2 separate regions of the Homo sapiens genome follow, and region 2 is linked to region 1. Evidence: chromatin contacts called from ENCODE Hi-C or POLR2A ChIA-PET data. All regions are on one chromosome and are shown on one strand. The core of a region is the stretch at or near the end of the contact, and the rest is flanking DNA. Distances in the headings are between cores, read along the strand shown. Region 1 overlaps MARCHF3 (membrane associated ring-CH-type finger 3). Region 2 has its middle 18 kb from the start of SPMIP10.

Region 1 (5,676 bases), core at 1,302-3,801:
CTTACCAAACATTGACCAAGCAAACATGAAGCTAGGTGACTCTCCTTGGGGATGAATATGATAATAATCTACTGAGAAATTCAAGAGGCTGTAAGTATCCCAATTTCATTAAAATTTCTAACCATTGGTGATGTCATTTCAGGTTCCAGGCTTATGCTCTTTTTCTTCTTCTTTTTTCTTTTTTTTTTAATTTTTTTATTTTTGAGACAGTTTTGCTCTGTCACCTAGGCTGGAGTGCAGTGGGGCAATATGAGCTCACTGCTTCCTCTGCCTCCCGGGTTCAAATGATTATCCTGCCTCAGCCTCCCAGATAGCTGGGATTACGGGCACATGCCACCACACCTGGCTAACTTTTGTATTTTTAGTAGAGACAGAGTTTCGCCATGTTAGCCAGGCTGGTCTCGAACTCCTGACCTCAGATGATACACCCACCTCAGCCTCCCAACGTGCTGGGATTACAGGTGTGAGCCACTGCGCCCAGCTGGCTTATGCTCTTTTTCTAAAAATTTGTCCACTTAGGAAAGTGTCTTGATTTCAATAAAATTAGCATGGATTAAATTACTTTTTTTCTTTTTTTTTTTTCTTTTGGTATTTGATCTTGCTCGATGAATGTGGACATCAGCTATGGGTTAGGAATGCTATTCAGGAACATCTAATGTGTTTGTGATAATGTATTTGACTTGTGGCCAAATGGTACTCTTGAGAGATGTGGTTGTGACTTTGACAGATTAAGCCAAAGTTAAATTCTGATGAAGTGCAAAGGAATTTTATCGGTCCCAGGATGGTTGCCAACTGTGTTGGGCAAAAGAGTGATTTTCCAAAAAGGTCCAGAGCAATCCGCATGTATTCTGTCACCTCTACTTCCAGTTTCTTCAAAGGCCAGCCAAAAGCTTCATTTTCCTACTTCCTGTCATTTCCAAAACCACAGCTTAAACCTGAAAAACAAATGGGAAGCTGTGTTCCTGCCTCTTATGATTGCTGCCACTTACAAACCAGCAAGAACAGAGCACAGCAAGCAGAGGAGAGTTCAGTCTTGCTGATGTCACATGAAGCAGAATGAGGACTCTGCTTGTTTGGCTCCTGAGTTTAAAAGATAAGTAGACAATTTATTGTTGGTAGGTTGAGAAAATTCAAGAACAGAGAGAAATCTGACAGTCTGGCCATAAGAAGAAATTTTTGCATTTATGTTCTTATAGCCATACCTGAAGTCAACTAATTACGTTTGGAGAGAAGTAGAATGCTTGCTTTAAGAAGAAAAAACAGGCTAGGGCGCGGTGGCACACACCTGTAATCCCAGCACTTTGGGAGGCCGAGGCGGGCAGATCATGAGGTCAGGAGATCAAGACCATCCTGGCTAGCATGGTGAAACCCTGTCTCTACTAAAAATACAAAAAATTAGCCGGGCGTGGTGGTGGGCACCTGTGGTCCCAGCTGCTCGGGTGGCTGAGGCAGGAAAATGGCATGAACCCGGGAGGCAGAGGTTGCAGTGAGCCGAGGTCGCGCCACTGCACTCCAGCCTGGGTGACAGAGCGAGACTCTGTCTCAAAAAAAAAAAAAAAAAAAGAAAAGAAAAAACAAATGTTCTATGTTGACCCTATCCCCAACATCCTTGCAGCAGGTCTATTGTACCTTAAGCTGTGCTCTAACTTCATTAGCAGGCTCTAGGCCTCTCTCCCAGAGATCACCCATGGGAGGGATCCAGCTTCCTTCACTCAGCAGCTCTTACACTGCTCCCAGGAGGAAGGAAGCATTTTGTTTTAAAGAGACTGCAACACAACCCAAAGGAAAGACAGTTATCTTAGTGTCCATATGTCCACAAGAGGAAAATGTGGGTGTAGCATTTTAATCCCAGTAAGTGACAATTAGTCACTAGGCTTCTAAGAAGTTTGACACTGTTATTCCTCTCCCCCTTTTCTAAATTGCAAGGGTAATACTGCATTTGCACAGAAACCATGCTAACTGGCTAGCTACTTCATTAAATTACCATATGATTCTTATTTTATGGGTACAAAACAGTTGATCTCAGTGAACCGGCAACTTAGAAACTTAGGAGGCAAATTAGAGCAATTACTAATAAATTATACATGTGGTAACTAACAATTTGTCTATCACCTAGAAATATGAGAAAAAACTGCCAGACTCCCTGGCTCTGCAATTCTGAACAAGTCTTTTCATTTTTTTCTTTTCCAAGACCAAAAGCTGTCATTATCCACACCAGTTATACCATTACTCTTGCTGCTTTCACAGAGTCCAACATTTATAATACAAAGTTAGGAGTACAACGAGTGGGATTTGCATTCTGTTTGGAACAGAGTGTTTGACTGCTTAAAATTAAAGAACTAAAAAAAAAAAAAAAAAAAAATTCCCAGAACCTCAAATCACCCCCTAAAAACCAGGAAGTGAGATTCATGTTAGCTTTCCCTAAGTAAGTTTATGGAAGAGATAATGGCAAGAGGTAGGGGCAAAGTATCTGTTCATTCATAATCACTACTGTGCTTCGTTTCTGGGCAAGGTAGTCTGATGAAATTAAAGGAAGTTCTGTGTTACAAGTCATGTGCTTTTATGGGGGAGGAGGTGAGATGAGGTCAATTAACAAGATATGATCTTTCTCTTCTCTCCCTGCTTGTCTCACCCAGGCCTCGGGTGTGCCATTCAACATGAAAGGTGTTGATGCCATTCATTAATTGAGGGTCAGATTCCTCTATCAGCATATTCCTCCCATCTGAGACTGCCTTACCTCCATCCACTTCCACCCCCAACAGGTTTCATTTTCTGCAGCTGCTGTCAAGAGCTACGTGGAGGAAGAGAGTGGTTTTAACAACTGCATGCTCAAATTTATTCTCACTGGCCTCTTGTTTGAAGGAAGTCCAATGTCTAGACCCTGGATGTTGAAACAGGATGTAAAAAAAACACCAAAAAAACCCTGTATATTTGAGAGAGTTTTGAAACCCATCCCAAATACACTCCAGCAATGGAGAAAAATTTGATTTTGGCATAATTTATATACCACATTTCTCCCCGTACCCAACAAAAGTGTATGCTAATGTCTCTATATCACATGATATATCAGTTTAAAATATTCTTTCTCTTTGCCTTTGTTCGTAGTCTCATTTCCACTTTTACTTAAAATTTTAATATCTTCTCCCCAGGTTCTTTATTTATTTTTGCTATATGCCTGAATATAAGACCTAATTCCATGTCACCAATATCTCCCTTGAGAAGCACTGATGTTAAGTAGAATAAAATGTAATCAACACTCATTGTTTCCTACCAGGACAACAGTAGGGTTTAAAACAAAACCAACCTCGTTATGAATTCCAAACGCCCTTCTAAATAACTCTGGGTGCCATTTCACAACCTGACCTGCATAGTTCCTTTAGGCTGCTGTGGGAGTTGTGACTATCCTGTGTCCACGTTTGCATGCTAGGTTGCACTAACCCAGTAAACACATTCTGTATCAGCCTGCAGTTTGTGGAGGTCCGAGCACAACGCATGGAATTCCACCTCTCTGGGGTTCCTGCCAGGTGGAGCAATCCAGAAGTATAGCTTCCACCTGTAGGGGAGGCGCCTGCAAACCTGGCAGCTCTGAGGTCACACTGCTCTTAATTCAGACCACATCTGAGCTCACCTAGCTAGATGCTAAAGCAGACAATTGCAGAAGTGCAGAGGGTGGCAGAGAGAATTTGGGGGCAATGATCCTCAACTCTCACATTCCTTTTGACTAAAATGCATTGTAATGACTCTACCTACTTCAGTAGTGCTAGGAAAGAGATGTGGATTACTGCCTCTGTGCAATGATAAAGCAGTAAGTTATCCGTATTAGTAAGAACATATATACGTTTTTGTAGTTCATCACCATCCAAATTGCCTAAGGTGATGGCCATAAAGAACATTATTTTCAGGCATAAATATAAGTTGGAGACTGAAGGATCTGTAAGAGGAATACTTTCTATCCAGAATATTAAGCAAAATCTATTTTTTTTTTTTTTTTTTTTTTTTTTTTTGAGACGGAGTCTCGCTCTGTCGCCCAGGCCGGACTGCGGACTGCAGTGGCACAATCTCGGCTCACTGCAAGCTCCACTTCCCGGGTTCACGCCATTCTCCTGCCTCAGCCTCCCGAGTAGCTGGGACTACAGGCGCCCGCCACCGCGCCCGGCTAATTTTTTGTATTTTTTAGTAGAGACGGGGTTTCACCTTGTTAGCCAGATGGTCTCGATCTCCTGACCTCATGATCCACCCGCCTCAGCCTCCCAAAGTGCTGGGATTACAGGCGTGAGCCACCGCGCCCGGCCGCAAAATCTATTTTTTAAAGTGAGGTGCCCAGAATGAAGAAAAGATGGATGGGGACCCTTCCCTCCCTCAAGCAGGTCAGATTGCTGGGAATGATGGTCCAGGCTCCTGGCCCCCATCCTTTCCTGTCAAGGCTACACCTAAGTGAGGGTAAAAAATCCTGGAGAAAACCACTGCAGGAGGCAGAAGCCTCCCCAGTGTGTCCTACTTCTGAATTCTGTTATTGGACCAAAAGAGCCCTCTGCTCTTCTCCTCCATATTTTTCACTGTTGCTCTCTGGGTAATCAGAGGCAGAGGGAAAAAAAAGTAACCTTTCCTGATACTCTTGCCCTTGTATTTTGTTCAAAACTCTCTGTTACCAAAGGAATGATTAGGAACCTCAGTTGGAGGTTCTGAAATCAAAATCATTGCGTTGATCAAAGGTAGGGCCTTTCTAGCACTGTTTGTCAGATGAACTCATTTAAAAGTGGATTTCAGGGAATCTTGACCAAGATTTCAGATCACCACACACAAGTTACGGAGACTGTGTTTACTCAGACAATAAGAAAGTACATCTCTTTCTGTAACCTAAACTCTGCTTCTTATTAAGTTTTTACATGTTCAGTCATGCTTTGAGCATTACTTTATTCCAATAAATTAATTTTATCTGTGACTTAAAAGTCTTAATGAGAAGCTATGTAAGTTACATGTGACAGCTGAAGTAATCTGGCTACCATTCATTCTGAAATCTATATTTAAAGTGGGATATAACATTCTTTTTTTCAAAATTTATTTATTTATTGAGATGGAGTCTCGCTCTGTCACCACACTGGAGTGCAGTGGTGCAATCTCAGCTCACTGCAACCTCCGCCTCCCAGGTTCAAGTGATTCTCCTGCCTCAGCCTCCCGAGTAGCTGGGACTATAGGCGCATGCCACCACACCCAGCTAATTTTTGTATTTTTAGTAGAGACAGGGTTTCACCATGTTGGCCAGGATGGTCTCAATCTCTTGACCTTGTGATCTGCCTGCCTTGGCCTCCCAAAGTGCTGGGATTACAGGTGTGAGCCACTGGGCCTGGCTGAAGTGGGATATAATATTGTAACAATGAAATTTTACTATTACATTTTCATGTGTTCACATATATAGTTGAAAAAAATTTTTTTATTAAGTTTTCTTCTCTTTTTAATTGACACAAAATTATACATATTTCTGGTGTACAATGAGATGTTTGATATACATTGTACAAGGATCAAATCAGGGTAATTAACAAATCCACCACCTCAAACATTAATCATTTCTTTGTAGTAAAAACATTCAAAATCCTCTCTTCTAGCTATCAAGTTATTTTGTAATTTGTGTAATATTCTGGTAAAACGGCCTAAACTGGGGTCATATTTCCTCATCAG
Region 2 (5,676 bases), core at 1,040-3,539, 320 kb before region 1:
TGGGCAACATAGTGAGACCCCCCATCTCAATAAACAAAAAAGAAACTGACAGCTGGTCATTTCTGTTACTTGCTTTTTTTTTTTTTCTGGTGAATGGATTATACTTCTCTCTTTTTTTTTGCATGTCTCAAAATTTTTTGTTGGAAAATGGATATTTTAGAAAATATATTGTAGCAACTTTGGGTACTAACTCCTTCCAGTCCCACCCAACTCTAGTGCATTTTGTTCTTATTTGCTTGTTTACTTGTTTAGTGACTGGCTGGATAATTTTAGTGAAGTTTAATCTCTCCCCACCCCCATTCCCACCCCCACATCCACCTGCAGTGTTAAACCTCTGATGCTGTTTCTCAGGATCTCAGCCTTGGCTATGCCCAGTTACCCTCTGATGACAGTGGTTTTGGCAGGACTCTCTTCAATATTTATTTCCCTAACTCCACCCAGCTGTTAAGCTCCACTAATTGCAGGCTGATTGCTCTATTGTTTTCAACAACACCCTAAGGAATGAATTGCTCCAAAGACTAATCCCATTACATTTGGGCTCTTTTTTTTTTTTCAGTCTCAGCTCACTGCAGCCTCCACCTCCTGGGTTCCAGCTATTCTTGTGCCTCAGCCTCCTGAGTAGCTGGGATTACAGTCCCATGCCACCACACCCAGCTACTTTTTGTATTTTTAGTAGAGATAGTTTCGCCATGTTGGCCAGGCTGGTCTCGAACTCCTGACTTCAGGTGATCCACCCACCTTGGCCTTCCAAAGTGCTGGGATTACAGGCATGAGCCACCGCAACCAGCCTTGGGCTCTTTTGACGGGATAGTTCTCAAGGTCAGTGAGATTTGTTCTTACTCCAGAAGGATCCTTCCAGCTATCTCTTTCCCTGGTTCTCTCAGTCAAACTAGCCAGCCTACAGTTTCTATCTCCAGTGAGTCTACCAATATCCTTTCGATTGCCTGTCATGACAACCTCCCTTGTGTTGGAGAGCCCCTTAGGCTTAAGCTTCTCCAAACACTTTTGCAAAAAAGTCATGTCCCCTGGGAAGAAAGTAGGAGCTAGGTGTGTTATGGCCTGCTTCTCCCCTCAGGCAAAATCTCCAAGCCATGGCTGTGGAGTTTGGGATGATTTTTAAAAAGGCACATAGGCCAGGCATGGTGGCTCATGCCTGTAATCCCAGCACTTTGGGAGGCCAAGTCGGGTGGATCACCTGAGGTCGGGAGGTCGAGACCAGCCTGACCAACATGGAGAAACCCCATCTCTACTAAAAATACAAATTTAGCCGGGCAAATACAAACTTAGTGGTGCAAGCCTGTACTCCCAGCTACTCAGGAGGCTGAGACAGGAGAATCACTTGAACCTGGGAGTTGCACTCCATCCTGAAAACAACAGCGAAACTCCATCCCAAGAAAAAAAAAAAAGGCACAAATCTCTCCACATGACACACCTATTCCAGGAGTTGAGCATTCACTGGAATGGAAGGACAGTGTAATTGGGTCTTCTTATCTTGCTTCTCCCAGCATGGAACCACCACCTTACAACCTGGGCAAGTGTAATTGGGGCCTCAATATTCTTGGTGGCTATGTGCGCAATGTAGAGAGCTTCTATCCCATGGGTTGAAGCAGGGTAGAAGACAGTCCCCACCTCTTGGTCACACTTGCCTGGTGCTTAGCCTGAGAAACAGGTAGGGGGAAGGATGAGAAATACTGACATCTTGCCCCTCCTGGGAGGATAGCCCTCTGACTAGAAATGGGAGAAGAGAAGCCCTGTATTCAAGTTCAAGTTCATCTAGAGAGTCATGTTCTCTAGAGTATGTGGTCAGAATTCTTACAGAAGCACCGGGACTGCCCCCTGTAGCCTTTTAGTCCAAACAACTTGACCTTTCTGTTTTAGGCCGGCCCTCATGTCTGCATGCGGCAGCTGCTACTGCTCTAATACTTTTAGAGGCCCTCAAAATCACAAACTATGCTCAACTCACTCTCTACAGTTCTCATAACTTTCAAAATCTATTTTCTTCCTCACACCTGATGCATATACTTTCTGCGCCACCACCCCACTTCTTCAGCTGTACTCACTCTTTGTTGAGTCTCCCACAATTACCATGTTCCTGGCCCGGACTTCTATCCAGCCTCCCACATTATTCCGGATACCACACCTGACCCCCATGACTGTATCTCTCTGATCCACCTGGCATTCACCCCATTTCCCCATATTTCCTTCTTTCCTGTTCCTCACCCTGATCACACTTGGTTTATTGATGGCAATTCCACCAGGCCTAATTGCCACACACCAGCAAAGGCAGGCTATGCTATAGTATCTTCCACATCTATCGTTGAGGCTACCGCTCTGCCCCACTCCACTACCTCTCAGCAAGCCAAACTCATTGCCTTAACTCGAGCCCTCACCCTTGCAAAAGGACTGTGTGTCAATATTTACACTGACTCTCTTTTCGGACTCTGCCCACTTACACCCAAGTGAAATAAACAGACTTGTTGCTCACACAAAGCCTGTTGGTGGACTCTCTTCACACAGACTCGCATAACATAGAAAACATAAGTACGGACCAAAGAATTAGAAGAAATACTAGACTAATTCTCTCTTCTTATTTGGCACGTACTGAAACCTAAGTAAAGGTATATGAGAAGAGATAAACAGTGAGCTATAATTTACATAACTGTGCCATTCTGTAACCCAATTCAGTCCAAGACTTGAGAAATAACTGGGAGTACCTCACAGAGGAGTTATTTTATACATTTAAGGAACAAAAAGCTGGTAGTCCTGAATTTCTAAAAGCTATTTAGGATAAGTAGATTTTTACTTCTTATAATCCCCTAATACTACCTTACCACTAAAATAGACCAGAGCCAATTAAGCCACTTCTCTTTAAGAGGAAGCAGTATCGGCACTCTGTGTCTATTAAGAATCTTTCCAGGGCCAGGCACGGTGGCTCACACCAGTAATCCCAGCACTTTAGGAGGCTGAGGAGGACGGATCACCTGAGGTCAGGAGTTTGAGAACAGCCTGACCAACATAGAGAAACCCTGTCTACTAAAAATACAAAATTAGCCAGGCATGGTGACACACATCTGTAATCGCAGCTACTCGGGAGGCTGAGGCAGGAGAATTGATTGAACCCGGGAGGTGGAGGTTGCAGTGAGCAGAGATTGCACCATTGCACTCTAACCTGGGCAATGAGGAAAATTCTGTCTCAAAAAAAAAAGAATATTTCCATTATTTTCCCTTCCACTGAAAGGGCTAAAGGTAAATTTAGCTGGTAATAGAATAATTTCCAGCAAGGTCTTCGAGTAAAATTTTGAGGTATTTCTTATGTTTATACCACTCAACTAGAATTCAAAATCCAAGGTAATTACTGAGACCAGATTTCCTAGGAATGAGGAATGGGAATGTTGCAGGGCATCCTAAAGGGGCTACACCCTCTATGAACAGATACCTTGCACTCCAGGAGCTCATTAGAGTAAAATTTTTGTACATTTCCAGAATTAAATGGGAAAAAAAAGAAGGTGAACACAAGAGTTGAACTGAACAATGCACAGTGCTTTGTTCTGGCCCCACGAAAACATCTGAATATATCATTTGCATCTAATCGTGCTGTGAAAGTTATCAGGAAGAAAAATGGAGTACCTAATGTTAAAAATAAAACCCTGATAAATAGAGCCAGGGATGGCTGTGAAGAGAGGATTTTCATGTTTATATGCCTGATAACAAAAACTATCACAAAAGGCTCTGCAAAAACCAACCTCCATTGCAAACTTACACAAAAAAAAACTTCTGCAAGGACATCTGCCTAGTAACTCCTTGTCCAATTTCAGACTGATGTCACCCTTGTTATTGATCTCTGTAGCCAAGAATAATTATTTCAAAACAGTTATGCAATCCTCTTCATTAAAAACAAAACAAAACAAAAAAACCTTTGTCTTGCTTTACTTCTCTGAATACATACATACTATGGCATGTGTATTCTCATTGCAGTGCTCTAGTCCCAAGTAAATATCATTTTCTTTTGGAGCGCCTCTCTCTATGTGTTATTTAAATTGACATGGTGTCAGAAATGGGACCTGAAAAAGATCACTATTGGAAGACGATGGCAATTCTTGGAATTGGAGTGCAGTAGTCAATTGAGCCCTTTGAGCTCTCTGCTTCCATGGCTAGCCTTTTCTGCGCTGAGTCTACTCTCAGGCCAGGCCTCCCTCTTTTTGGTAGAACCTCTTAACTTTGTTTGGGATCTGATTTGAACAAGCCCATCTTAATGGCAAACCATCCATCCCTCCTGAGATGATAAAAGACTTTTTGTCTTTTATGGTAACTTATTTCTTGTATAAGAATGTATATCCTTCTAGACTGAGTACTCTGGAGTCTACAGAATTGACATTCTGCCTGTGAGGCATGTCTTTTCTGGTTAATTTATTTTTGGTTTGGTTTGCACGCCTAGTTAAATATTTAACCTGCACTCCTGGGTTAAAATTTTTGTGAGCTTTCTTATCTTGGTTTCTTTTTATTTAGTTTAACTCTTTTCCCTTGATTATTGCTAAAAATCTTTCAGGAACAAAATTAATTGTTCTGGATGGTGGGCACAGGATGGCTAATTAAAAGCCAGTGGGGCATTCATCACCATCTAAAAGACTGGTTTAAACTTCTACCATTTCCTGACAGGATTTATAGAATTTTCTTTGCTCTTGAGATATTAATAAGAAATGGAAAAGGATTTTCAAGCAATAAGGCATGCCAGGTTTTTTGGGACTCCAGAGAGCTACAAATTATAGCCCATTTTTAAACTGATGCACATTTTTAAATTGATGAACAAAATTACATCAAGAAAGATTCAGGCCAGGCACGGTGGCTCATGCCTATAATCCCAGCACTTTGGGAGTACAAGGCAGGCGGATCACCAAAGGTCAGGAGTTTGAGACCAGCCTGGCCAACATAGGGAAACCCCATCTCTACTAAAAATACAAAGAATTAGCTGGGCATGGTGGCACGTGCCTGTAGTCCCAGCTACTCGGAGGCTGAGGCAGGAGAATCACTTGAACCTGGGAGGTGGAGGCTGCAGTGAGCCAAGATCGTGCCACTGCACTCCATCCTGGGGGACAGAGCCAGATTCTGTCAAAAAAAAGAAAAAGAAAGGAAAGGAAGGAAGGAAGGAAGGAAGGAAGGAAGGAAGGAAGGAAGGAAGGAAGGAAGGTTGGTTCAGAGCTCAAATGGTGATTATTCAAACTATCAAAAAAAAAATTTCACAACTATAGAGCCAGCGTGTAGTCTTCTAAGTTCTCCATCTTTCTATTTTTTTTTTCTCCCTACTTTACTTTCAATCTGCTGACAAATCTACTGGCCTTGAGATAAAACTCACTGCTTATGGCATTCCAGCCATGATTTTTTTTTTTTAAGTCTCAGAATTTCAAATTTCTTAATTTTCAAAAGGCCTTCAAATTAATGACTTTACAAATTACAACAGCTTCATGGTAACCAACAACTTAGATAGCTTTAGGAAATATAAATTTAAGTTTTCCTAACAATTGATTACAATGATAGAACACTTAATTGAAAAACTAATAATTTAAAAGAAAAAGAACTAGGTAAGTGTTTATAAAAGGCTGTCATATCAAACAGGTCAATACTTTAAAGCTTAGAAAAATAATATCAGGAATCTCTGCTTGGCATAAAAATTTTACTTTT

Evidence for each region. A loop is a pair of places that touch in the nucleus more often than their neighbours do. ChIA-PET counts read pairs that join two places held with the same protein, here RNA polymerase II (POLR2A). Pooled maps may share reads with other maps.
Region 2: a loop to region 1 is called in a pooled map, with 2.4 times the contacts of the local background. The contact joins two enhancer-like sites. A Hi-C loop is called at or near these places in 3 of 50 pooled maps. POLR2A ChIA-PET finds 5 or more read pairs at or near these places in 2 of 52 experiments (A673 and activated T-cell).

Annotation. Positions count from the first base shown.
Region 1 is chr5:126,969,905-126,975,580 of GRCh38, forward strand. All of the region lies in intron 1 of MARCHF3 (membrane associated ring-CH-type finger 3), which reads right to left. Among named protein-coding and RNA genes, the nearest start is that of MARCHF3, 58 kb to the right of the region's middle. RefSeq lists enhancers at 2,560-2,649, 2,670-2,719. Within about 2 kb of position 2,552, at least 9 of the 41 ENCODE cell types and tissues checked have a DNase peak (open chromatin) inside an H3K27ac peak, as active enhancers do.
Region 2 is chr5:126,646,827-126,652,502 of GRCh38, forward strand. No RefSeq gene overlaps it. Among named protein-coding and RNA genes, the nearest start is that of SPMIP10, 18 kb to the left of the region's middle. Within about 2 kb of position 2,290, at least 2 of the 41 ENCODE cell types and tissues checked have a DNase peak (open chromatin) inside an H3K27ac peak, as active enhancers do.